Regions from separate parts of the Homo sapiens genome. Here regions 2 and 3 are each linked to region 1. A link is a loop called in an ENCODE intact Hi-C map of the cell type or tissue named here. Cell type or tissue: B cell. All regions are shown on one strand.

Region 1 (8,000 bases):
TCTTTTATAAATACTTGAACTGGGTTCTGTTCCCTTTGTTTGACATTGACTGATAGAGCAGTATTAGAAAGACCACTCGCCAAAAGAATTTTCCCAATGCTGGATGCACCATTAGAAAGCCATTCCATTGGGTCCTTTTCCTTAAAGTGGAAGAGTAGACTCTTACTAACAGAATGCTACAGCATCTTCACAACTCTTATGTTGTCCGTTCATCCATCCAACAATCCACACACTGAATATCGTATACCTATTGTGTGTTAGGAGCTGAACTAAGTGCTGGACACACAAACCAGACCCACAATGTGTCAGGCCAGGTGATTTCAAGGAGCTCAAATTCTAAAGATCTAAAGGGCAGAGTTCATTTGCCTGGAAATCAGGAATGATCACAGGACTTAGGTGCTTAGTGCTATACTTGGCATACAGTCTCAACAAAAGAAATTTCTTGTTCCTGTTTCCACTTTCTACCTCCCACCTCATTAATAAACTGAGGTGAAGTGAGCGGGCTGGCCAGGAAATATTATAACCATCCCATAAGCACAGTACCAAATTCAGAAGAGCTATCTGCCTAAGGGTGAGTGCTCTTGAGCAGCAGCATCTGCAGCTGATCCAGTCTTTTCATCAGATCATAGTGCTTCATCCACAGCTTCATTCGAAGCACTTGTGCTAAGAAATGCATAACTGAGGCCAGGCATGGTGGCTCACTCCTGTAATCCCAGTGTTTTGGGAGGCAGAGGCTGGAGGATTGCCTGAGGCCAGAAGTTCGAGGCCAGCCTGGGTAACATAGCGTGACCCCGGTCTCTACAAAAAAAAAATGGTAAGTAAGCCCGGCATGGTGGTGCATACCTGTAGTTCCAGCAACCCAGGAGGCTGAGGCCAGAGGATTTCTTGAGCCCAGGAGTTCCAGGCTACAATGAGCTATGATTGGTGCCACCGCACTCCAGCCTGGGTAACAGAGCGAGATCCCGTCTCAATCAATCAATCAATAAAAGAGGAGACAGCAGAGAACAGGAATCCCCAATTCTCCTCCCTTCCTTTCCAAGTTGTCGGAAACCCTTATCTCTCAGCCACAGACACACTCATCAATGAGCTTCTTTGAATCCTAGATGCTTTGAGTGTCAAATAAAGGCTGGCACCTACCTCACAGGGTTGATGGAAACCATTAATGTGGTACTATTTCACAAACATACTGCACACTTCTAACACAAATCACAACATAGAGAGATGGGGTAACAGGCATGATTTTGTGTGAGCTCCAGAAGCTGGGCAGGGTCTTAATTAAGCTCAGTTTCCTGTCTGTGAAAGGCGACTAGCACCTGTCCTGTCAACCTCACAAGGTTATCGCAAGGCCAACTGAAACAATGCTTTGAAGATGGCAAATGTCTGTTTTAGTCCCATTGCAAATCTACCGTGGTAAATGTATTCCAAGCATAACCCAGTCCCATAGTTTTAGGTAATACAAGTCAGTTGTGGAGACTCAAATTATAAAACAGAACATAAACTCCACGTGGTAGAGAACTGTGATGCTGTGTAGCCTTACTGCACAAACCTTGTTTTGTTCCCAGTCTTTATGATAATTTCCATAATCATGTATATGCATAAAAGCAGATAAAAGGCAAAAATCAACAAGAATAGCTAACATTTATTCAGGCTGTAGAGCATGTGCCAGACAGTCTCCTAAGCCCTTCACGCACATTCTCTTATTTAAATCACATACAGCAACTCTATGAGGTAGGCACTATCATCATCATCATCATCATCATCTCCATTTTACAGATGAGGAAACAGACAGAACACAGAGAGGTTAAAGCGTTCTCTCAAGGCCACACAGCTAGCAAGTGGTAAGGCTGAAGGTCTGTTAACAACTAAGAGTGCAATCAAATCCACCACCAAACCTAAGGGGGTCCACAGGCGACCCTGATACGTCCGACTTTGGCGGGAGATTAGTGTTAAGAAATGACTTCACATGCCTTTAACTGTCGCTGCAGGCACCTTTGATTGGAGTCATAACTTTACTGCAGAGCCGGTGCCTTTAAACATCTCTCTGGCTGTCACCGGTTATTCTTTACCTCCGTTTCCACTTTTACTTTCTCTAGGCAAAGGTCGTTTGGTGCTTTAACCGAGGTGATTAGGGTAATGACGCCTGAAGAACACCGGGCTTCCCCCTCTTTTCACTTGATTACCGGCAAAGCTTCTATGTAAAACTAGAATGTTCACTAAAACCATGATTTTGGGTATTATTTTAAAGGACTCACATAGGAAATTATTACGTCCAAAGGAAAGCTAAACCTGAAGAGCTAGGAAAATGAAAAAAAGTGATGTGTCTGCGAAAACAGTAGCAGAATTAAAAAAAAAAAAAACTTTATTCCCCCCGAAGCTGTAATTTGACTGTTCTCTTTGGCAAGGCTCCAGAGACAAGGCCAAGTGCCTAATTTCTCTTTCTCTTCGCCCCCCTCCTCTCCACCTTTTTCACCCTCAGGGCAGAGGGGAGGCGGGACGAGCGATCCACTGCTCCGGCCGCCGAAGCTGGCGTCTGGGCGCGGGGAGGGGCGGGCCGGGGCGCGGCCGAGCAGTGGGGCCGAGCCCGAGGAAGAGGAAGTCGGAGCCCGAGCCTGAGCCCGAGCCCGAGCCCGACGGCGGCTGCAGGGCGCTCCGGCAGCCCGAGCCGGCGCAGCGCAGCCCGCACCCTCCCCGCCCGACCTGCGAGCGCCGCCCGGGCATGCGAAGCCGTCCCTCCCCGGGTAAGCGCCGGTCGGGCCCGGACGCCCTGGGGACTTTTCCAGGGATGGGAGGGGGGACCCGGGGACCTCCGGCGGGAGCCCCACATCCGCAGGTGGGGCCGGGCGGAGCGTGGTACCCGGGCCCCGCCGGCCCCCTGCGCGCCCCTCCGCAGTGGGGACGGAGGGCCTTGGGGGGCGCCGAGCGGTGGGGACAGAGGGCGCCGGGGGCACCGCGCGGTGGGGACGGAGGGCGCTGGGGGGCGCCGCGTCTCGGGGGTCGGAGTCGGGTCGGGGATGCTGCCCGCCGCCGCCCCGCTTGGGGTTCCGCGCCCCCAAGTTCCCGGTGCTCCCGCCCCTCGCCCCAGCGGCTGCAACATCAGCGCGCAGAGGAGTTTCTGCGAGCACCCGGGAGTTGTAGCCACCGCTTCCCCACCCCCGACTCAGCAGGACAGCCCCAGAACGGGACCCCACAGCCAGTCAGCTGGGTCAGCTCCCCAGCAGCGAAGCCGGGAGCCCGAGGACCCGGGGACGCGCGGTGGGGGCGGCGGCCGAGCTGCTGCGGCGCTCAGGGCTTGGGGGCGCCCCCGTTCTGCAGATGCGCTTTTCAGGGGGTGGGGAGTCAAGAGCCTGTGGCTCTTCCGTCACGGGGTAAACGGTAACACCTGGGCGGCCGCGACTCTGCGAGCGTTCTGGCCTCGGCGGGCGGCGGGGAACCGCAGTGATGCCCGAGCTCGCCCCTTTTGTGTCCTCGCGGTGAGCCCCGTTCCGAAGCCGGAAGCTTGGGAACGCTCTAACTGGGAGAACGGCGCTCGGCTGGTCAATTCATTCCGCTCCTCGGAAACAATGAGCTGGATCCTTGACTTGAATGTGCTGGCGGAGCGGGGTTTGTAAGCCGGCGTTTCATCCAGCTCTGGTCCTCAAGGCGCCCTTTGTACCACCCGCAGGTGGCCGAGGCTACTGCACGTATTTTCGAAATCACCGAGTGTGGGTGTTTGGGGCAGGTATCACCCCGCGAGGACCATCTCAGACTGAGAGTTGGTTTAGGAGTTTTGAACAGATTGGATACAGAACTATATTGTGTTTTGTATTTAGACCGGGGGAAAGACTAGAATGTTAACTCTAGGGTCCAGTTTGTCATCTAACAGAATTCCGGGCTTGGGTAGGTCCTGTAATGCGGTACAATAACAACCAGGTGTTAAAACCGGCATCTTCTGGATTCTCAGATTCTGTAGACAGCATACTTCTAAAAAATGTAGAGATTTTGGATTTTGATTAAATTGCTGTTAAAAACATTTCCAAGCCCATCATTTCAGGAGATCAGAAAATTTTCGAACTTTAATTTTGCCCTGTGGGACCCTGGGCAAGATACTTGCCTCTGGTCGTCTTGGCTGCCTCCCTTATAAAGCAGTGCACACGAACCAGATAGCTTCTACGGCCTCCTGCTCATTCCTCATCCCCCTCCCAAACCCCTACCCCCTGTAATTTGGTCTACAATATTTAAGACAGAGAGAAAAGTAACGGGTTGATGTTTGACTCTCTCAGCATTTTGAGTCTGGCTTCCCAATTCCTGACTTGACTTTTTGTCTCATTTGAGGTCCCAATTCTAAGCCACCAAACCACCTGACTAAAGAAACTTTTTTCTTCAGAGTGCTCCCACCTCCCTGGCTTCATCCTCAAATAGGTCATCAGTAGCAGTCCACAGTCAACAGCAATGGCTGCACGACCTTCCCCATCCTTGTGTAGCAGCCCCCCAAGTCCTCTGCTAAAGGGCAAAGCAAAGTGAGAAACAGTTACCTGGCAATCAGATGCCAGATAACTGCCCCGATTCTGCTCGTCCTTGGTGGCATTTTCCTGCTTCCCCTACTCTAAATGGGCACCCTGAATTAGGGGCACCAGCTTCCTTCAATGCCTTTAATATAGGTGACTGTCACCGAATACAGGCTTAAATATTTCAGTGGGGGATTCAGGCTGTAGTTCAAAGAAGTTAAATGATCATTTTTAAAACAATAGGAAGTGGCAACATAATTTTTCAAAACCAAGAATAACCAGTCCTATGTTGTGTTCCCCCTTTGCGGATATGATTTTTCAGTGATTTAATTAAGATCGAATGGTTCATAGTCTGTCCCATAAATATGGGAAATGCTTGAGTAGCACTAAATCTCTTGAGCCCTTCGTCAACCAAAAGCAATTCCTGAAGCTATTATCTTAATGGCGGCCGTTCACTTTTTTGCAGATTTCTTTTCCTCTCCACTCCTTTCATTGCTGGTGGTTGGTCTTTCAAGCAGTTGTCATCTTTTAATCCTCCTGCAGCATGATTAGGTCCCTGGAATATTAAACCCAGAAGGGCTCTTGGATGACCTAGTCCAGCCCTACATCTTAAAGATTTAGGAAGTCTGGTTAAGATCCAGTGATCTAGAATTAGCCTACTTGTGTGATGCTCACATCTACGTCTCTGTAGCTTTGAGACCTTCACTTCTTTAAGGAAATTACTTAGATATGGATTATTTCATAACCAGGAAAAGTAAAAATCATAGTTGGTGTCTCTCGGTTTTCTCACCTTTCCTCATTTTCACACCTTTCCTCCTTTCTTCTCCGCCCTTGTCTCAAGTTATGCCAAGGATTAAATGAAATGATTCGTATCAGTGTTTGGCACATATGGTGTGCTTTGAAGATGATTGTTGTTGATAAACCAAGTCCCAGGAGTGTATGATTTTGCAGAAGTTTATACATAGCTCTGGACTGTCAGAACTGTGATTTAACCAAGGTTCTCTTCTCTCTCCCCTGCCCCTCTTGAACTGCACTGCCTAAGAAATGTTGGTTGCATGGAGACATATTTTTAATTAAATGTAATGGTTCAGTCTTTAAGAAAAAATTATAGATCGAGACCATCCTGGCTAACACGGTGAAACCCCGTCTCTACTAAAAATACAAAAAATTAGCCGGGCGAGGTGGCGGGCACCTGTAGTCCCAGCTACTCAAAAGGCTGAGGCAGGAGAATGGCGTGAACCCCGGGGGGCGGAGCCTGCAGTGAGCCGAGATCGCGCCACTGCACTCCAACCTGGGCGACAGCGAGACTCCGTCTCAAAAAAAAAAAAAATAAAAAAAAAGAAAAGAAAAAATTATAATCCCTTGTCTCTTTTGACTTAGGAAAAATATGGTTTCTAATGCGAAATGTTGGTGTATTCAGGCAGGGATGGGAAGGAAAACATTTTTTAGACAAAGGGTCTGTAAGCAACCTCATGCTTGTGTGTGGCAAGGCATCTCAGATATTAATGTTTCATCACAGGCTTGCATCAATCTTGCTTGATAAAATTAAAAGCTGATCCCAATCCATTCGGTCATTCAGAGTCACGGGCAGTCTGTGCCAAGTAGAATTTACTGACAGAAGAGTCAGCTTTCAAGTGATTAAGAGATGACTACATCTTCAGCTTTATATTGTCTATGCTGATGAAAAGCAATAAATGCTTTAGCTGAGAAGACAGAAGTATATGGCTAATCACCTAGCGATGGGGCCCAGGTTTGCTGTGGAATACCTGGGCCATAGCGTATCTAATGCTGCAAAACAGCTTCAGGTATGCCTGGGTGATTTCCAGTCCAGTGATTAGGAGTTGACTGTGTATCTAGAATAGTCTTCATGTTTGAGGCTGAGTATCTTTTCAATATGTAAACCTAAGGTTAAAAAAAACAAAAAACAAAACCAAAAACACTTTTTCTGATGAGATACAAGCCAAAGTAAAAATTTCCACATCTAAACATCCTTTGGTAAATATTGAATTACCGTTTGATGGAAAGCTAAATCCTGCTGGATTCGTGGATCCGCAAATCCATAACTCTCCTCTTCTTTTCCCCTCCCTTCGTGGTCCTAGAGGGAAGGCAATTTGAAGAGTGTTAATGGTAGGCTAAGTTTTTTAAAAATTCCATCTACACCCACTTGTAATAACCTGATGGGAGGAGAGTCAGGGCTTTCACTCGGTCTTTAATTAAGAAAGTTGTTTTGGTAAGCTTTAAATACCAGGGTGTTATGGAGGCCTCTTAGCACCAGCACTAGGAAGGGCAAACCCTTTGCCATTATAGCATTTGGCCAAAAGCTAGCAAGCCCATTTATGTATAAGAAGGAAATGTTTTTAAATCATCAAAGAAAAATTTAAGATAAGCATGAGTCTAATAACAGCTAAAACTTTAGTATTCTCATAAGAGGAATTATTAATCCATAAATCATCATAGTATTAAATGAGCTCTAATATTTGAAGTGGTGAATAGATCTAGTTCTCTGGGTCTAGTCACATTGAGCACCAATTTAAATGGCCTGTGACTGTCTAGACATTGAAAAGACACGTAAAGTCCTAGGTGAGGGGATGGCAAGTCTTTTCCTGTAAAAATCCAGGTAGCATTTTAGGCTCCACATGTCTCTGTCATATACTGTTTGATTTGAGATGAGGGTTATTTGTTTACAACCCTTTAAAAATGTAAAAACCAATCTTTGCTCACAGGCCATACAAAAACAGGCTGGATGTAGCCTGCAGCTATAGTTTGCTGGCTCTGTTTTAAATGAACTATTCTGTTTTGTAGTGTCCTTCCGTATTTTCGTTGAGACCCAAGATGACAAGTTTCATTGGCTCTATCTATGTTGACTCATCATAGACGGACTTATAATCAAGATCATTTCGTCACTCGGTTTCCTAGTCACCTTTTTATATTTTATCTTTGCCCTGGGGCTAGAAGTCTCTGTTAAGCATAGCCATCAGTTGACATAGAAATGGCAGTGCCAGACGTCAACATTCTACTTTGAGTTAGATGCTGAATGGGGGAGAGAAGTTGGACTGGATTGGGATAAAGTCCATGGTTGACACAGACCACAGATAACTCCTATGAAATGAGGCCCAAACCTCTGAGCAAGGCACCCACAGCCCTTGTATCTACTCTTCTCCTGATACCTCTTCATGTATACCCTGTGTCCTTGCCATTCAAGTAACTTGCAGAGCCCTGGGTGGGCCGCACTCTCTCTCACCAGTGGTGGGGTCGTTCCACACAAAGTTGAAATATCTGTCTCTTCCCTGCAGCCCTTCCTCATTTATTGGACAGAGATGCCGTCACCTCCATCTCTATGTTTGCACAGGAGTTTATAAATGAAGCATTTAGAGGTCTAGAGAAATGTGGTGATTCCCCATTGGCAAATATTACCTTTCAAAAGTGGGGGAACAGTTGTATTCTTCTTTGTATAATAACTTCATCTTGCCTTACATCTCTAAACCAGCCAGAGAATCAAGCACAAAACAATTCCAG
Region 2 (8,000 bases), 140 kb after region 1:
TTGAGCAATAGGATTCCCAGATGTTGGTTACACATGTAAAGAGTGTGTTATGCCCTTCTTTCCCATATGTGGAGACATCGTATTAAAATAATCTCACATATTTAGGTATCTTTCTTTCCTATGCCATTTAGGAATTCAGAAATGAATTCCTAATGCTTTCTGAAAGTTGAACCCCAAAATGTGGTGGTTCTTATTCCTGTTGCTCTTCATTCTTCCCCAGATCCTTCTCTCTCAACCCCTGTCCCCTCCCCAGCCGTGGCTCTTCCGTCCTCTGCTCCTAGTCATTTACTTTTGTACACTTGACATTTTAGAGAAAGAGGTAAGATCTTGACTGTGAACCGTAGTCAAAGGAACAATGGAGCTGTTATTTCTATTTTATATATGCCCCTAACTGCATTCACAGATAAAATGAGATGATAAATATGAAAGCAAGTTTTAAAAGTTAAATTGCCAATGATACAATTTGTGGAGAGATAGAAATCCATAGTTGGAAAGCAGAAAATAAGGGTTTGTTTAATGTTTAATGGGACCTTCGATTGACTGGGCACGGGCTGTCAGGGGTAGGGTGGGTGTCTTTAATCTTTCTAAATGATCTATAAAAGAGCTTTTGAGAACCTCATAAGATTTGGCCTCAGATATAGTTCACGGCCTGTTGTAACCTGTTAGTAAAGTTTTAAAATAGTTCATAATGTTAATGCTGTGTAATTAGAAGTTACATTTCTACTACAGAATGGCATCGTTGAGCTCTGAGAGATACTAAATTAAGCCATATTTGGTGATATTGAGGACATTTAGTGAAAAAAGGGGCTGAATTGTTAATTACAACGTGATTTTATCTCTTTCCATTATATGCCAGAGAGCTAATATCCTTTTCATGGACCTTTATCCATAAAGTGTATTTTAAAAAAAAAGCTAAGTAATGGGGCCAGGAGCAGTGGCTCATGCCTGTAATCCCAGCACTTTGGGAGGCCGAAGTAGGCAGATCACTTGAGGTCAGGAGTTTGAGACCAGCCAGGCCAACATGGTGAAACTCCATCTCTACTAAAAATACAAAAATTAGCTGGGTATGGTGGTGCATGCCTGTAGTCCCAGCCGCTTAGAAGGCTGAGGCAGGAGAATGGCTTGAACCTAGGAGGCGGAGGTTGCAGTGAGCCGAGATCGTGCCATTGCATTCCAGCTGGAGCAACAGAGTGAGACTCTGTCAAAAAAAAAAACAAAAAAACAAAAAAAACCATAAGTATTCTAGCCTTGATGTTCAAAATTTAAACAGCAGAAGCATAAGCATATCTTTATGGGAAGCATTCAGCATTATTCAAAACTGTAGCTAAACAAGGATTAGAATGGTGATCACCAACCCCAAGCTCTGTGTTCGTTAGTCTATGTGGACTCTTTGTTTATTGAGTGATCGTACAGACAGTGTCAGGGAAGATAAAAGAGAGAAGGGTGTTTTTCACACACTTAGTGCCCTGAAACACATTGAAAGCTATTCTCCCCACTGCCATAGCCTAGAAGAGGCTTCTCTTTGTACTGGTGATATCCAATTAATTGAAAACTGTCTTATGCTGGGGAAGCAAACCTTCTCCAAAATTTGTGCAGAATGAAAGAAGGAAATCCAGGATTCAGGCCCAGAGAGCTTGTGCAGTGATTTCAGCACATACTCTGCCTGGACACTTAGCTCTTAGCCCTGTGAGATGTCTGTGACTTGGATGAAATGGAATCTGAGTTGGCTTTTGTCCTGGGGGCACCCCTCCCTTGAGGACAGTACTGTCAAGTGTGGAGGTGGTTTCTGATTAAGCCTGTCTTCCCATTGATCCTGCTAGAGAGACAAAATTGTTTGGTATGGAAAGGGCAGTGTGCATCTTACTCTTTTTCCTTAGCCATAGTGGAATGGTTGTGCATAGGCATTCCCTGGCCCAGCCTTACCTGCTTAGGATGCTGGACTAAAAGAGGCAGGTTTTGCACCAAGAAAGAAGGCTGTTGAGAAGAGGGGAATTGTCGCAGATTTTATTGTCTTTTTACTTAACAGATATCTTCTCTCCATATTTTCCCTCCAATTTAAATAACATTTATTGGACACTTCTTACAAGGTTCACTTAGACTAACGTTTTTTAAATACCGAGGGAGAAAAATGTGTTCCATGCTCAAGCGTAGGAGTTGGTAGGGATTGTTTTAAATGAAGGCTCGTTATGTGGGTGGATTTAATAAGGAACTTACACTGTGGTACTTGGCATCATTTAATGTACTTTTTTATGAGGCATTTGAGCACTTTTATGTGAATGTGTCTATTTTTTTCCTCCAAGGGATTTTATCGTAACGGGTGAATGAGATCTTTCTTAAAACCATTTAATATCTATGATAATTTGGAGACAAACGTGTTAGTTTTCTGCTTATTTCGGAGTCACTCCTTAAATAGTACATCTAATCATTTTACATAATCTCTCAAAAATCTCACTTTGACTACATATTTCCATATCTCTGTGTTATTGTTGTTGTTATTATGACCCCTTATTCCCCACCTTACCTTAACCTTACTCTCGTCTTTCACCACCTCAACAACAGCAGCACAAACCTAGAAGGTGGCAACAGTGAGTGATTTTGAGTGTTCATATCTTCATACTGCAACCTGATCTGGGAAGGAGGGCAGGGAGAACTGATCTTTCACTTCTTTTCATTTCTAATGGGTTTGCCCATTTTGAATGTGATATAAATACCTGCTGATTGATTGCTAATGACCAATGAAAACAGTTCAAGGTGGGCAGCATTCGGTGAGAGCAAAATGAGTTGAGATTTGCAGAGTTGCTCTGCAAAAGTAGCTGTCGGCTGAACACAAGAGTTCATGTGTACTTTGTGACTGATGTCAGGTTGGGTTATTTGCTCCAAACTTTTATGGCTAGATCTTGAGTCAAAATGTAGGCAATGAGTGTCTTGTGACATCTTAAGTTTTGTAACCATCCCCATCACCTCAATAGATTCCCGCAGCTATAAACATACTATTCAGCTACCATTTCTAAATTTTCTAGATAGACGCCTCAATAATACAAAAACACTAAAAAATAACATTAGCAGCAATTAATATTTGAGCACTTACCATGTATCAGGCACTAGGCACTTAATTTGCTCACTCACTGTCCCATCATGTGGGTACTAGTTTAATTCCTATTTTAGCATGAGAATATTGAATGTACAGAGGACAAAGTGACTTATCCCCCAGGTCACATAGTTGGCTAGTGGTTGAGCTGGAACTGAAAAGCAGGCCTTTCTCCGAAACCCACTGCTTTCACTGCATACCTCCCCTTTGACTATAACAGAAGGTTCAAAGTTCAGCCCTCTTCTTAATCTCTCTAGAGCAGGCACCAGCAGTACCATAGACGTTCTGGACTGCATAGTTCTTGGCTATGAGGGAGAGTTGTGTACGTTGTAGGAACGTTTAGCAGCAAGGCTGACTTCTATCCATTAGAAGCTAATAGAACCACCACCGTCCCCACTTGTGACGACCAAAAATGTCTCTAGCCATTGCCAAGTGCCCCCTGGAGGACAAAATTGTCCCTGGTTGAAAATGACAGCTTTAAATATCTGGAACACATAGTGTTTCATTAAGGATAGGCTAAGCCACAGTAACTATATTAGGCCATTCTTGTGTTGCTATAAAGAAATACCTGAGACTGGGTAATTTATGAAGAAAAGAAATGTATTTGGCTGATGGTTCTGCAGGCTTTACAGGAAGCACAGTAGCATCTGCTTCTGATGAGGTCTCAGGAAGCCTCCAACCATGGCAGAAGGCGAACAGGGAGTAGGCATGACACATGTCAGGAGAGAACGTGGTGGCCAGGTGCAGTGGCTCACGCCTGGAATCCAGCACTCGGGGAGGCCGAGGTGGGCGGATCACGATGTCAGGAGTTCAAGACCAGCCTGGCCAACATGGTGAAACCCTGTCTCTACTAAAAGTACAAAAATTAGCCGAGTGTGGTGGTGTGCACCTGTAATCCCAGCTACTGGGGAGACTGAGGCGGGAGAATCAGTTGAACCTGGGAGGCAGAGGTTGCAATGAGCCAAGATAGCGCCATTGCACTCCAGCCTAGGCAATAGAGTGAGACTCCATCTCAAAAAAAAAAAAAAAAAAAAAAAAAAAAGAGCGCAGGGAGGGCCCGCACACTCAACCAGATCTTACGAGAGCTCACTCACTGTCCTGAGAAATCCGCCCCCATGATCCAGTCACCTCCCACCAGGCCCCACCTCCAACACGGGGAATTACATTTCAATATGAGGTTTGGGCGGGGACACAGATCCAAACTATATCAGTAACATACAGATCTCCAAATCTAGTGACTTCACCCAAGTTTCTTTCTTTGTCCTGTAACCATCCTTTGCAAGTGTTCAGGTGAGGAGGAGCAGCACTCCTCCATGCAGTCATTCAAGGACCCAGGCTGAGGAGGCCTTGCTGTCTTCAGGACATGGCTTCTGAGGTTGCCATCCCAGTCAACTAGACGGGCAAGGAGACATGGAGATACATACGGGGAAGGTTTCTGAGACAGACAGAACTGATGCACATCCCTTTTCTCAAACTCCCAATGAGAATCTTGTTACCTGGCTACATCCTATAAGGGAGGATGGGAGGTGCAGTCTAGCCGTGTGTCCAAAGAAGGTAGGAAACAATTTTTGTAAACAACCTGCAGTTTCTGGCATGCATTATGTATAACAAAGCCATTCTCATTGTAAAACCTATCATTTAGTGATGGTGTATCCCCCACCACCCTCACTAAAAATAAAAAGGAAGAGGCTGGGTGTGGCGGCTCATGCCTGTAATCCCAGCACTTTGGGACAGCCAAGGCAGGCAGGTCATTTGAGGTCAGGAGTTCAAGACCAGCCTGACCAGCATGGTGAAACCCTGTCTCTACTAAAAATCCAAAAAAAAAATTAGCCGGAAGTGGTGGTGCATGCCTGTAGTCCCAGCTACTCAGGAGGCTGAGGCAGGAGAATCACTTGAGCCCGGGAGGTGGAGGTTGCAGTAAGCTGAGATTGCATCACTGCACTCCAGCCTGGGCAACGGAGCAAGACTCCATCTCAAAAAATAAATAAATAAGGAAGAAAGTAAGAAAGATTTTGGTGGTGCTTACCTGCTGAGATGAACATTACTGTCTCTACTAAATAACCTCATAAAATGTTTTAAATGCATTCTTTATTTAGGGCTTCAGACCAATGTATCTCCTACTGTTCCTCTCTCCCTTCTTCTATGTCTCCACCCCTATTCCCTACCCTTTCTCCCATCATTCCTGATTACCTCCCACCCCCTCCTTTTTTTTCTACTCATTCCAGTTCATTTGACCTGCCAGTAGGGCTCTGTGAAATTATTTAACACCATAGTTAGTGTTTCAGGCTAATAAATATTGGGTCTAGCCTAGTTCAAAGGCAGGGATTGTGCTTATCTTGGTAGCATTCTGAAAACCTTGTGAGTGGGAGGGAATCAATAAGGGTAATGGACGAAAGCCATCAGATACCTAATAGAACGATGCTTGGAAGCTGAAGGTTCATTGTCACATTGATAAAGTTTGTAAGAAAACTGAATGCCCTCCCTTGTACTGCCTCGCCCTTCATCTTACTTTTTATTTTTTATTTTTGTTGTTGTTGTTGTTGAGATGGAATCTCGCTCTGTCGCCCAGGTTGGAGTGCAGTGGCACAATCTCTGCTCACTGCAAGCCCCGCCTCCCGGGTTCAAGTGATTCTCCTGCCTTAGCCTCCCAAGTAGCTGGGACTACAGGTGCATGCCACCGTGTTCAGCTAATTTTTGGTATTTTTAGTAGAGATGGGGTTTCACCGAGTTAGCCAGGATGGTCTCAATCTCCTAACCTCGTGATCTGCCTGCCTCGGCCTCCCAAAGTGTTGGGATTACAGGTGTGAGCCACCGCGCCTGGCCCCTGCCCTTCTTTTAACCTCATTTCTGTAGCCATTCCAAGAAGCCAAAATGAGAACGTGGGCACCAGAAGAAAAAGTAGGCAGTTAAAAAAAACAAATTATTAAAAAATTTTTACTGCATTTTTAAGACTTGCACTCCCCAAATCAACCCACATTGTTGTGGATGCTTTTCCATAAGAAATTGAAGTCAGCTCACATCTTTTCAGAGGTGGACTTTTAGAGAACAAATTTACATTGTTAACCTTTACTTGTGGTACAGTTTTCAAATTACCAAGAACTTTGTGGCCATAGTGTAATCACTTCTTGGTATGATAATTATGAATGTGGTGACATCCCTCAGTGTCACCCTGAGAAACACTAAATCTCAGATAATGGCAAGGTCACCTTTGAATTCCTGACAATCTTGACTGGCTTCTTGAAACTTGGAGCTGGGACAAATAGTTGAGTCAGTCCAAGGAAATCCGGGATATATGTGGTCCCAATCAGGCTTTGTAGGCCATTCTTCCCCGGTTGCAAGAATGCATGATCTGAAAATATATTATACACAGGGATTGTTTTTACTCCCATATCAAATGTCTAAGACCCAAGAAGGAGAGTATAGATGATAGAGGGAAAGAGCTATGTGAGTTTCAAAGTACCTATGATCAGTCCTGCAGTAATGCAGCCATGTGTCACTTAATGACAGCAATGTGTTCTGAGAAATGTCAGGTGATTTTACCATTATACAGGCATCATAGAGTTTACTTACAAAACCTAGATTGTACAGCCTACCACACACCTAGGCTATATGGTATAACCCTTTGCTTCTAGGCTACAAACCTATACAGCATCTTACTATACTGAATAATGTAGGCAACTAAAACACAATGGCATTTGTGTATCTAAGCACAGAAAAGGTACAGTGAAAATGCAGTATTATAATCACATGGGACCATCATATCTGCAGTCCATCAGTGACCAAAACGTCGTTTTGTGGTGCTTGAACTCTATGACGCATAACATATGTGTTCTCAAAAATCACGCACTTTGGCCAGCCACAGTGGCTCATGCCTGTGGCTCATGCACTGTGGGAGGCCGAGGCAGGTGGTTCACTTCAGGTCAGGAGTTCAAGACCAGCCTGGCCACCATGGTGAAACCCCGGCTCTACTAAAAATACAAAAATTAGCTGGGTGTGGTGGCAGGCACCTGTAATCCCAGCTACTCAGGAGGCTGAGGCAGGAGAATCGCTTGAACCTGGGAGGCAGAGGTTGCAGTGAGCCTAGATCACGCCGCTGCACTCCAGCCTGGGTGACAGAGCGAGACTCCATCTCAAAAAAAAAAAAAAAGCAAAATCACATGCGGAGAAAAATGGGGTACCAAGAACAACACTCAAAAATTCATCCATGACACATATAGAAAAAAAGTCAAAAATGGAGGCATAGTTTTATACATGACAAATGATTAAGACATACATACATGCTATAGTAAATAGGGAACTTCACCTTGAAAAAGATTTGAAGTTTATGGAAGCCACCAGCTGCCCACACCGGCCACCCTGGAGAACAAAAGGAAGCAAGAGAGGGAGAAAAAGATTAAAAGAATAGAGAACAAAGAAGAAAAATATAAGATAGACTGAGAGGAAAGAGAAAATTAAAGAGGGGAGGCTGTGGGCAGAGCTGCAGCTTATGCCTTGTCAACGGGGAGGGTCACCTGCCACGGGCTGGGAGTTGACAGACTGATGTGAATGGGCCAGGTTCCAAATGCACTCAGGGGAGACCAAGATAGCCGCTAGGTTGTCGGGAGCCTTCGTGTTTTGTTCCTATGCTGCTGTCACTAGATGCAATTTTCTGCATTCACCCAGTGTTTCTCATGGGTGAAATCTTGCAAAAGCAAAATTCAGAAATGAGAATTATGTTCAAATTGTTCCCTAACATATTAATCTCGTGGGAACAAATTCATGTTTTCAAAACAAACATCATAGCAGAACTGACTGTACCTATTCTTTGGAGTATTATGACTTGTTACAAATAGGTTTCACCGCTTCTTCCTCCCCTTTACTCAGACTAGAAGATTAAAGAGTTCTATGATAGACCCTTGCCAAAAAAACATGG
Region 3 (8,000 bases), 64 kb before region 1:
TTCTGTTTTGAAGCTTCCAGTCTGTGGTACTGGGTTGTGGAAGCCCTAGCACATGACCACCCTCCCCATCTCTGCCCTCAAGTGCCTGAAGTGCTTCACGCAGAGCTCAGCCCAGAGTGATGGCTAGTTCCTGCAGCAGCACACCACTGGCCTTTGCAGTGGGGATGTTCACCAGATTTTCTGCAATGGGCCATTTGTGCAGAACACCTGAGCCCAGTTCTGCCTCTGATGAGAATGTAATCACCTGGGTCCTGATGTCCAACCAGGCCTGACACTCAAGAGTCTAGGCTTCTAGTGTTTACCACTAGCTACAGGTGTATTTTTGGGAAAGGCTCTCACTCTGGGTTTGTTTCTTTATATATAAAACGGAGACATTAGTGACCTTAACATTGACAAGTCTCTTTCTCACCCCTATAGAAAAGATCAAATGAAGCAATATACGTAAAGCATGAAAATACATTGTAAATGGAAGGTGGGGTCATGGACTATTGTTTTCACTTTGCCATTAGGGCTGTGATTAGCAAACGTTTTCTAGGTGTGCAGCTTGGACAGAACAGCAGCTGGGAGCCCAGAAGAGGCATCTGCTTCATGCAGCTCAGTCACCTGGTAGAACTGAAGGGCCCTCAGCTTCAACAGGCAGCCAATCCTTTGGAAACTTGCCAAAAAGTCCTGTATATTTTTGTAATATACACGTTTATATTTAATATACACGTTTATAATAGTCACGTTTATATTTTTGTAATCTGTTTGTTACTAGACACTTTCATCTCCACTTCAGGGCATGTGAGTGAGAGAGACAGAGGATTATGTGTGTGTTCCAACTCTCAGCAGATTGTCTAGAATTTGGGCTCCATCTTGCCTGTCCTTAGTTTAAACATCACATTCCTTCCTGCTCTCATTAAAGAATGCCGGTATCTTGGATCAATATGGGTACAATTAGATTAAAAATAAAGGTCCCCTTATTTCTGAGTTTAAGACATCAGAACAAAGAAGTCATACCAAGGGCTCTGCTCATCCAGGAAACGCAGCAGATTGAGGGCTAAATGACACTAGACAAAACAAGGGAATGTTTTGAGAGATCATTGGTAGGGTTTAGACTCAAAGACTTCTATTTAATTCAAACCACATAACAAATAGTGATGATATCATTAAAATAAATATCCCACATGGGCCATCCTGTCCCTCCCATATCACAGCACTGACATCATTTTTGCATATTCTATCCATGCCATTTTCCATATTCTGCTGAAAGGTCACAATTCTGTCAGTAATGAGATTCAGCCCCTAGTCAAGCCGTTCCAAGACACCACCGCCCATTTCCAAAACAATTTTGAGGGCGGCTTCCCAGCAGTATGAGTTCCAGAGAGCAGATGTCTCCCTGGGTGTGAGCTGCAAGTTGAACTGGGGCAGCACCACGGCCATCGATGCTGTGGCCAGGCCACCTGGGAGGACCATAGTAGCACACAATATCCAGGAGGTGAGAGCTGCCACAAAGCAGGTGGAGGGGGACCAAAAGGGGCCCAGTGGCACCATCTTTCTGGGGCCAACCCTGGAGTCCATGCTAGTGCAGCCACAATTGTCAAATAATAAATCCCTGAAACAAGACTAGGAGCCACAGTTTGTCTAAAGATTTAAAAGCTCTTTGGAGTTAAGTAGTACTGGGACAGGGCCCTGGTTCTGTTTTCTGTGTAGCTGTGTGGCTTTCAGTAAATTGCTTAGGATCTCTGAGCCTCAGTTTCCCCAACAGTAAGACAAGAATGATAACGATCCCTTCCTCATAGGCTTATTGTGAGAATTATGAGGTAATGCATGTAAAGTGCCTAGCACAGCAGCCAGAACATCGTGAGCCCCCCATAAATGCTGACTGCTATTTTTACTGTTAATGAGGATCTTAGGATTATGCTGAACTTGGACATCTGTCGCAATAAGGACTTACCACCTCTCTTGTTGGGGCTGGGATGTAAGGTACATTTGACACTTGAGGAATGTGGTGATTCTCAGAACAGAAAGGGAGAGAAGTACATATCTGTGAGTGTCCTGGAATCCTCAGAGGCTATGTCATTAGTTACACATCTTTTTCTCCATGTAAAATGTGGATCTGTGCATGGGCTCATTCTTGAGCTCATTTACTGAGTCAATAAGACTTGTTTACTTTCCCCATTCTGCTGTGGCTACGTACTTTTTGCCTTTATATTAACAAACCCCCTTCACCTCCCCCAGCATCCAGTAACCTTCCTAGTCCCACCTGAGTCAGATGGAAAGGGCTGTTTTAGGCCACTAACAATTTAGTGTGGATTAATACAACATGTTAGCCTTCCCAGGGGTGTTTACCTTTCAAAAGAGAATGCATGGGAGAGAAATAGAATCTTTTGATTACTGTATCAGGAGAATGATATACACATAGATTATCTGGATTTCAGCAGCGCAGTTGACAAAAGCTCTCAAAATATCCATGTGAAAGAGATGGAGAAATATAGACTGGAAGGAGCCCAGTTCTGCTTATGATCAGTTCAATGCCCTTGACCAAAAAATACTTATTAACAAAATAAAGGTGCAAGAGAGTAGTGTCCTTGGAAAGGGGCACTGGGTCACATCCTGGTCAACACTTTTATCAGTAACATGAATGAAAACACAGATGGCATGCTGAACAAGCTCACAGATGGTGGATTTGTAGCTGGTACATTTTGATGATCAAGACTATTCCATGCTCTTATTTGACATAAGGGTGTGGTTTAATGGGCCAAATCATTCCATGATTGAGTTCCCCCTCAGTCCAGGTGATGTGCCAGGCAATTTGCACATATTCTCTCTAAAGAGATAGATTATTGCCTTCATATTATGAATAAGGAAATTGATGTTCATCCTGGTTAAAAAAACTTGAAGGGGGCCAGGCGTGGTGGCTCATGCCTGTAATCCCTGCACTTTGGGAGGCCGAGGCAGGCAGATCACGAGGTCAGGAAATCGAGACCATCCTGGCCAACGCGGTGAAACCCCGTCTCTACTAAAAATACAAAAATTAGCCAGACATGGTGGCAGACGCCTGTAATCCCAGCTACTCAGGAGGCCGAGGCAGGAGAATCCCTTGAACCTGGGAGGTGGAGGTTGCAGTGAGCCGAGATTGTGCCACTGCACTCCAGCTTGGGTGACAAGAGCGAGACTCAGTCTCAAAACAAAAAAACAAAAAAACAACAAAAAAAAACTTGAAAGGATCCTACAGCTAAAAGGAAGGACATATCATTACATATTGTATGCTTGTATCAAAATATCACATGTACCCCATAAATATGGACAACTATTATGTACCCATAATAACTACAAATAAAGAAAAAACTTTAAGCAAATCAAATCAAAGGAAAGACACACTGAGACTGGAATTGAGATCCTTTAAATCTACATAACTCCGAAGTATGGGCTCTTTCATGACCTCACACAGCTTATGTGTTAGTTCTGTACTTCCCTTTAAAGTGTACATGTTATATGATGGAGGGAAATGATGTCTAACACAGTTTCTGGCGCATGTAGATGCAGAAATACTTGTGGGAATTCAAAGAGGAGCAAGTGGGAGGGAGGAAGAGCGGGAGGACAATATCTGCTTTAATCTGTGCTAGTAATCTTGACCAATGAGAAACAGCTGAAGATATTTAGTTTGGCAAATGGTGACACACTAGTTCTCTTCAAATATTTAAAAAACTGTTATGTGGAAGAAGTATTAGATGCAACCCAGGGAGGTGGATTTTAATTCAGTCATCGCTGGAACTTTCTGAAATAAGGAGCGAGCATTGTTGATTCATGCAGCAGGCTGCCTCCTGGGGTGGCATCCTGTCCTTGAAGGTCTTCAGGCCATATGGGGTCGCCACTCACTGGAGGTGATAGAGAAGGGACCCTAGAGCAGGAGCAGTGGGATCAACAACCTCTGCTTTATAAAAATTTTCTGGGAGGATTTCAGATATGTTAGCCTTTGGGTGGGACTCTTGGTTGTGGAGGGAGTGCTCTCTATCCTTAAAGTATACCTCATGGGTTTCTGCCTCCCCACTGGACATGCAAAAGTTATAAGTATCAAATAGACATCGGCCCTTGTTATGCCAAATGCCAGCTAAACAGTGGCCTAATTTGAAGGAAAGGGCTAAAGGTCCCTAAAGCAGGCGTCTGGGGAAAAGAAAAACCCTCGAAAGTACAGCAGGGTGCTCTGGGAAGCACAAAATAGGCTTTGTTCTGTTGCTGCAAGCCTGTGCCAGCCAAGCAGTGAGCAAATGGAAAACCATCCTGCCAGCCTGCATTGATCATCCAGGCCATCTTGCTTTATTCACAGATTCTTATGGCCCTTCTTGCTGGGACACTTATGCTGATGAGTTTGAGCTGTATGGAGTGTTGCTAGTCTTTTTCTTTTAATTTTCAAGACAGTAAACCGGGAAGAGCTTTAGACATCCTCCCAGTAACTGGAATACTAACAATAAAACACACGAAGACCACAGCCTGCTTGATTATTTCCTAATTTTCTCTTTATGCTGGTTCCAGCCCTGAGACCCTGCCAGATGCAGAAAGCTTCCTTCATGACAGCACAAATAGTTTCCATTTCCCAGCTGAGAGCCAACATCCAAGAGGATCTTCTGATGTGAAACTGAATGAAACAAAAGATGGCCCAGAACCCAGCTGCAGCCAGGAAACAGAGGTTCAGAAGCCAGAAAACCTCTGCAATGTCCCAGAAATCCCCACAGAGCAGAGAGAGGGCACATTGGCTACTCTATGCAAGGAAGCATGCTTGCAGCACAGCCTCCAGCTACTTGTCTAACAAAGATGTTTTCAAGTTCTTCATGAACTTTTGTAAAAATACATTTCACATGATACTTCTAATAGTGAGCTCTCAGTCCTATTCTGTTTTCATTTGTCTATACAGGGTTCCATAAATTTATCCATCTGTCATTTTTTCATTTGTTGTTTTATTCATTTAGCAAACATATTGAGCATCTCATAATTCATTCATTTCTTCAATATGTTTTGAGCACCTATCACAAGCCAAAATAGGGTTGGGTTAAAGAGGTCAATATAATTGGTTTCTGCTCAGTATCATTGCCCCTATTCACTGAGCACATTCTTTTTCTTTTCCTTTTCCTTTTTTTTTTGGAGACAAATCTCACTCTGTCACCCAGGCTGGAGTGCAGTAGCATGATCACTGCTCACTGCAGCCTGAAACCTTCCACATTCAAGCAATCCTCCAACCTCAGACCTCAATCTCCTGAGTAGTTGGGAGCACAGGCATGTACCACCATGCCTGGCTACTTTTTTAAAAAATTTTTTTGTAGAGATGGGGTCTCCCGATGTTGCCCCATCTGGTCTTGTGCTCCTAGCCTCACACAATCCTCCCACCTTGGCCTTCCAAAGTGCTGGGATTACAGGCATGAGCCAGCACCCCAGCCAGAGCTCTGCACTTCCAAAGAGCTTTCACCCACAGGCAAAATGCTCTCAACTATTTATCTCCAACTCTGTTTTCCAGAGCCTTCAGCCAGATGTCAATGCACTGGCTGGATCCAGCCTCTTCTGAATGTCCCACTGACCTTGAAACATCGACTCAGTGAGAACTGAACTCATGTCCTACCCCTCTCAGGCTTCTGAGTCTTCCCCATTGCTTCCCATTTCTCCTTTTCTCATTTTTCATTTTCTCAGTACCTGAGCTCAGGCTCAAAGATAACTTTGATGTTCCTTTCTCCTTTACTCAAGACAATAGCAATGTTCACCTCCAATATGTCAAACAATTGTTTTCTTCCATTTCTGCTGCTATCATCCAAGGACTGGACAGGAGCCCAGCAGTTCTGGACTTTAGAAACAGCCTCTCAACTGTTCTTCTGGCCTTCACGTCACCACACTCTGGTTCATCCTGAACTTTGCCACCAGAATAACCTCCCTAATTCACATTCTCACGATGTCACTTTGCTACCCATTACCTACAAGACATTACACTAGGATGGCATTCACAATCCTCTGCCATATACCTTATCCTCTACTAGTCCCCAGATGTTCCATGTGCCCCTCAAAACTGGAAAATCCCCTTTGCCAGATACTCTCTAGGCTTTCCTGCCTCCATGCCTTTTCTTATGCTATTCCCCTTGGCTGGTGCCCCCTTTCCAATTTCTGCCTTCAGCAATCCTCCCAGACCTAGCCTTCTAGCCCAGGCCCTCCATGAAACCTTTTTACCACCTCTCTGGTGATGAATGCCTTCTTCCCTGAACTCAAGTCACACTGATTGCATCTCTCATGTTCATGCAACACTTACTCATACCTCATCTTTCCTTTCAGTGCCTGAGCTTCCTGAGGTCAGCACTCTGCCATGTCAATCATTGAGAGGGACTGCCTACTCAAGTTCCACGTTATTTTGCACAGGGAGATGAATGGACAAAAGCTTTTTCATGAAAAGGAATGAGTGGATAATGCAAGATTAAAGGTACAGAAAAGGAAATAGAAGGGGAAAATCTTATAAAATAGAAAGGGAAAGAACCGAGGCAAAGGGCGTGGGTCCACTTTAGACTAGTGGTGAAATCTCTCTTTTTTTCTGACTTTTCAGGGAAGGATGGAGAGTGGAGGAAATACTAAGGAGGTGACATGCCTGGTGCTTTCAGAAATCCAGAATGAGGCAGTGCTTCTGCTGCGGTGAGGGAGGGCACAGCAAAATCGACAAATGCCTCACTCTGTGACTTGGGCAAGTCACCCTCCAACCCTGGTTCTTCATTTGTAACACTGGGGAAAGGGCAGCCCCTATCATGCATTTGTTTAATGCATATGAAATAATATAAGCAAAAGGTTTAGCACAATGCCGGGCCCCCATCACATTAATTGATATGGGTGTTTCCTGTGGGTGGCTGCAAAGGGGAGGAGCTGAAAGTCTTGGAGTCTAGAAATGTCAGGAAGTGTGAGAGAGATGTAAGCAACAAGCTGTTGAAGCAGATGTTAAAATTGAGAAAAGATCACAAACAGGAGGAGGCCTGATTAGGTGGCAAAATAAGTGATGAATTAAGAGCTTTTATCAGGATCTTAAAAATAGGGATTGGCTATCTGTAACACTTACCTAGGATCATAGAGGTAGTTTGGGTAGGCATCAGTAACTGGCTATAACAAGAACCTGTTATAGAGAATGGTATAAAAGTGAAATGCTTCTTCCCTCCTAAATGCAATTCCCTTCACTGCATCATCAGTAAACCTTGTCTTAATTCATTCCTTCCTAGGACTCATCTCTCTCCTCTTCAGACTCTAGTACTGTCCCAGGACTTCAAAGTAGGTGAGGGACAAACTTCAATGTCCAGAGCTCCCCAGCCCCCTGAGCTACTTCGCCAACATCTCACATCGGGGCTTACACGTCTCTATGGCATAGTGATTTCTGGAGTGAGAAAAGGAATTAAGGACAACTGCCCACCCAGGGGAGCATATTAAACTAATTTTAATTAGGAACAAGAATACGAGGGCATCTCTATAGAGTTATTTAAACGGCCCTGGAAGAAATCCCTCTCTCAGTTTACATGGCCCTGGCCTCCTTGTTGGGAAGACTTTTAGTGTCTCTATTATGCTAAGGGTTCATCAGGTGGTTTTCCAATCTATCTCAGCACATACAACTGTGATTGCAGGTAAATGCTCTAAACCTGAGACTGTCCCAGAGACCTAAGAAAAATAGCTGGCATGTTCTTAGGGAAATTAAGAAACCTAATTAGAAGACAGAATAACCATAGGTGTGCTGAAACTATACCTATGGGTAAGCTCAAGATTTTTCTGAAAAGACTGTTTTGGACATAGATCAGGAGTTCTAGAACTTTAGCATGAAAAAGAATTGCCCAGCAGATGCCAGGTCCATCTCCTGGTTTAGAGAGCCTAAGGTGGGACCTAGGAATCTGCATTTTTAGCAAGCTTTCCAGGTGATGCTCATCCTAGTGGTCCACAGACCACACTCTGAAAAACATGACCACAGAGTATGGCTGTGATAACTTTGCCAAGAAAATTTTTCAGAGCAAAGCTGTGCA

What was found. Peaks named below come from ENCODE experiments on the same cell type or tissue, not always from the same donor. Only the 100,000 strongest peaks of a DNase experiment are listed, where the experiment ranks them.
Region 2: a loop joins it to region 1, with 4 times the contacts of the local background. A loop is called at or near these places in 5 of 110 quality-filtered maps.
Region 3: a loop joins it to region 1, with 2.4 times the contacts of the local background. A loop is called at or near these places in 2 of 110 quality-filtered maps.

What each region holds. Positions count from the first base shown.
Region 1 is chr6:150,597,280-150,605,279 of GRCh38, forward strand. PLEKHG1 (pleckstrin homology and RhoGEF domain containing G1) reads left to right here and starts at 2,606. Exons shown (of 17, transcript NM_001029884.3): 1 at 2,606-2,738. RefSeq lists silencers at 2,094-2,153, 2,334-2,628, 2,424-2,903, 3,114-3,283. In B cell, CTCF peaks have their summits at 3,652 and 3,675; DNase peaks (open chromatin) are centred at 2,142, 2,522 and 3,462; H3K4me3 peaks cover 3,037 bases; H3K27ac peaks cover 3,381 bases.
Region 2 is chr6:150,738,463-150,746,462 of GRCh38, forward strand. All of the region lies in intron 3 of PLEKHG1 (pleckstrin homology and RhoGEF domain containing G1), which reads left to right. LOC124901430 (a long non-coding RNA gene) reads right to left here and starts at 7,514. Exons shown (of 3, transcript XR_007059811.1): 1 at 7,392-7,514; 2 at 6,295-6,437; 3 at 1,203-4,480. RefSeq lists enhancers at 3,530-4,030, 4,031-4,531. In B cell, CTCF peaks have their summits at 3,530 (motif pointing left) and 3,730; a DNase peak (open chromatin) is centred at 3,509; H3K27ac peaks cover 2,558 bases.
Region 3 is chr6:150,533,470-150,541,469 of GRCh38, forward strand. No RefSeq gene overlaps it. Among named protein-coding and RNA genes, the nearest start is that of PLEKHG1, 62 kb to the right of the region's middle. In B cell, no CTCF peak of the experiment used is centred here; no DNase peak of the experiment used is centred here; H3K27me3 peaks cover 1,104 bases.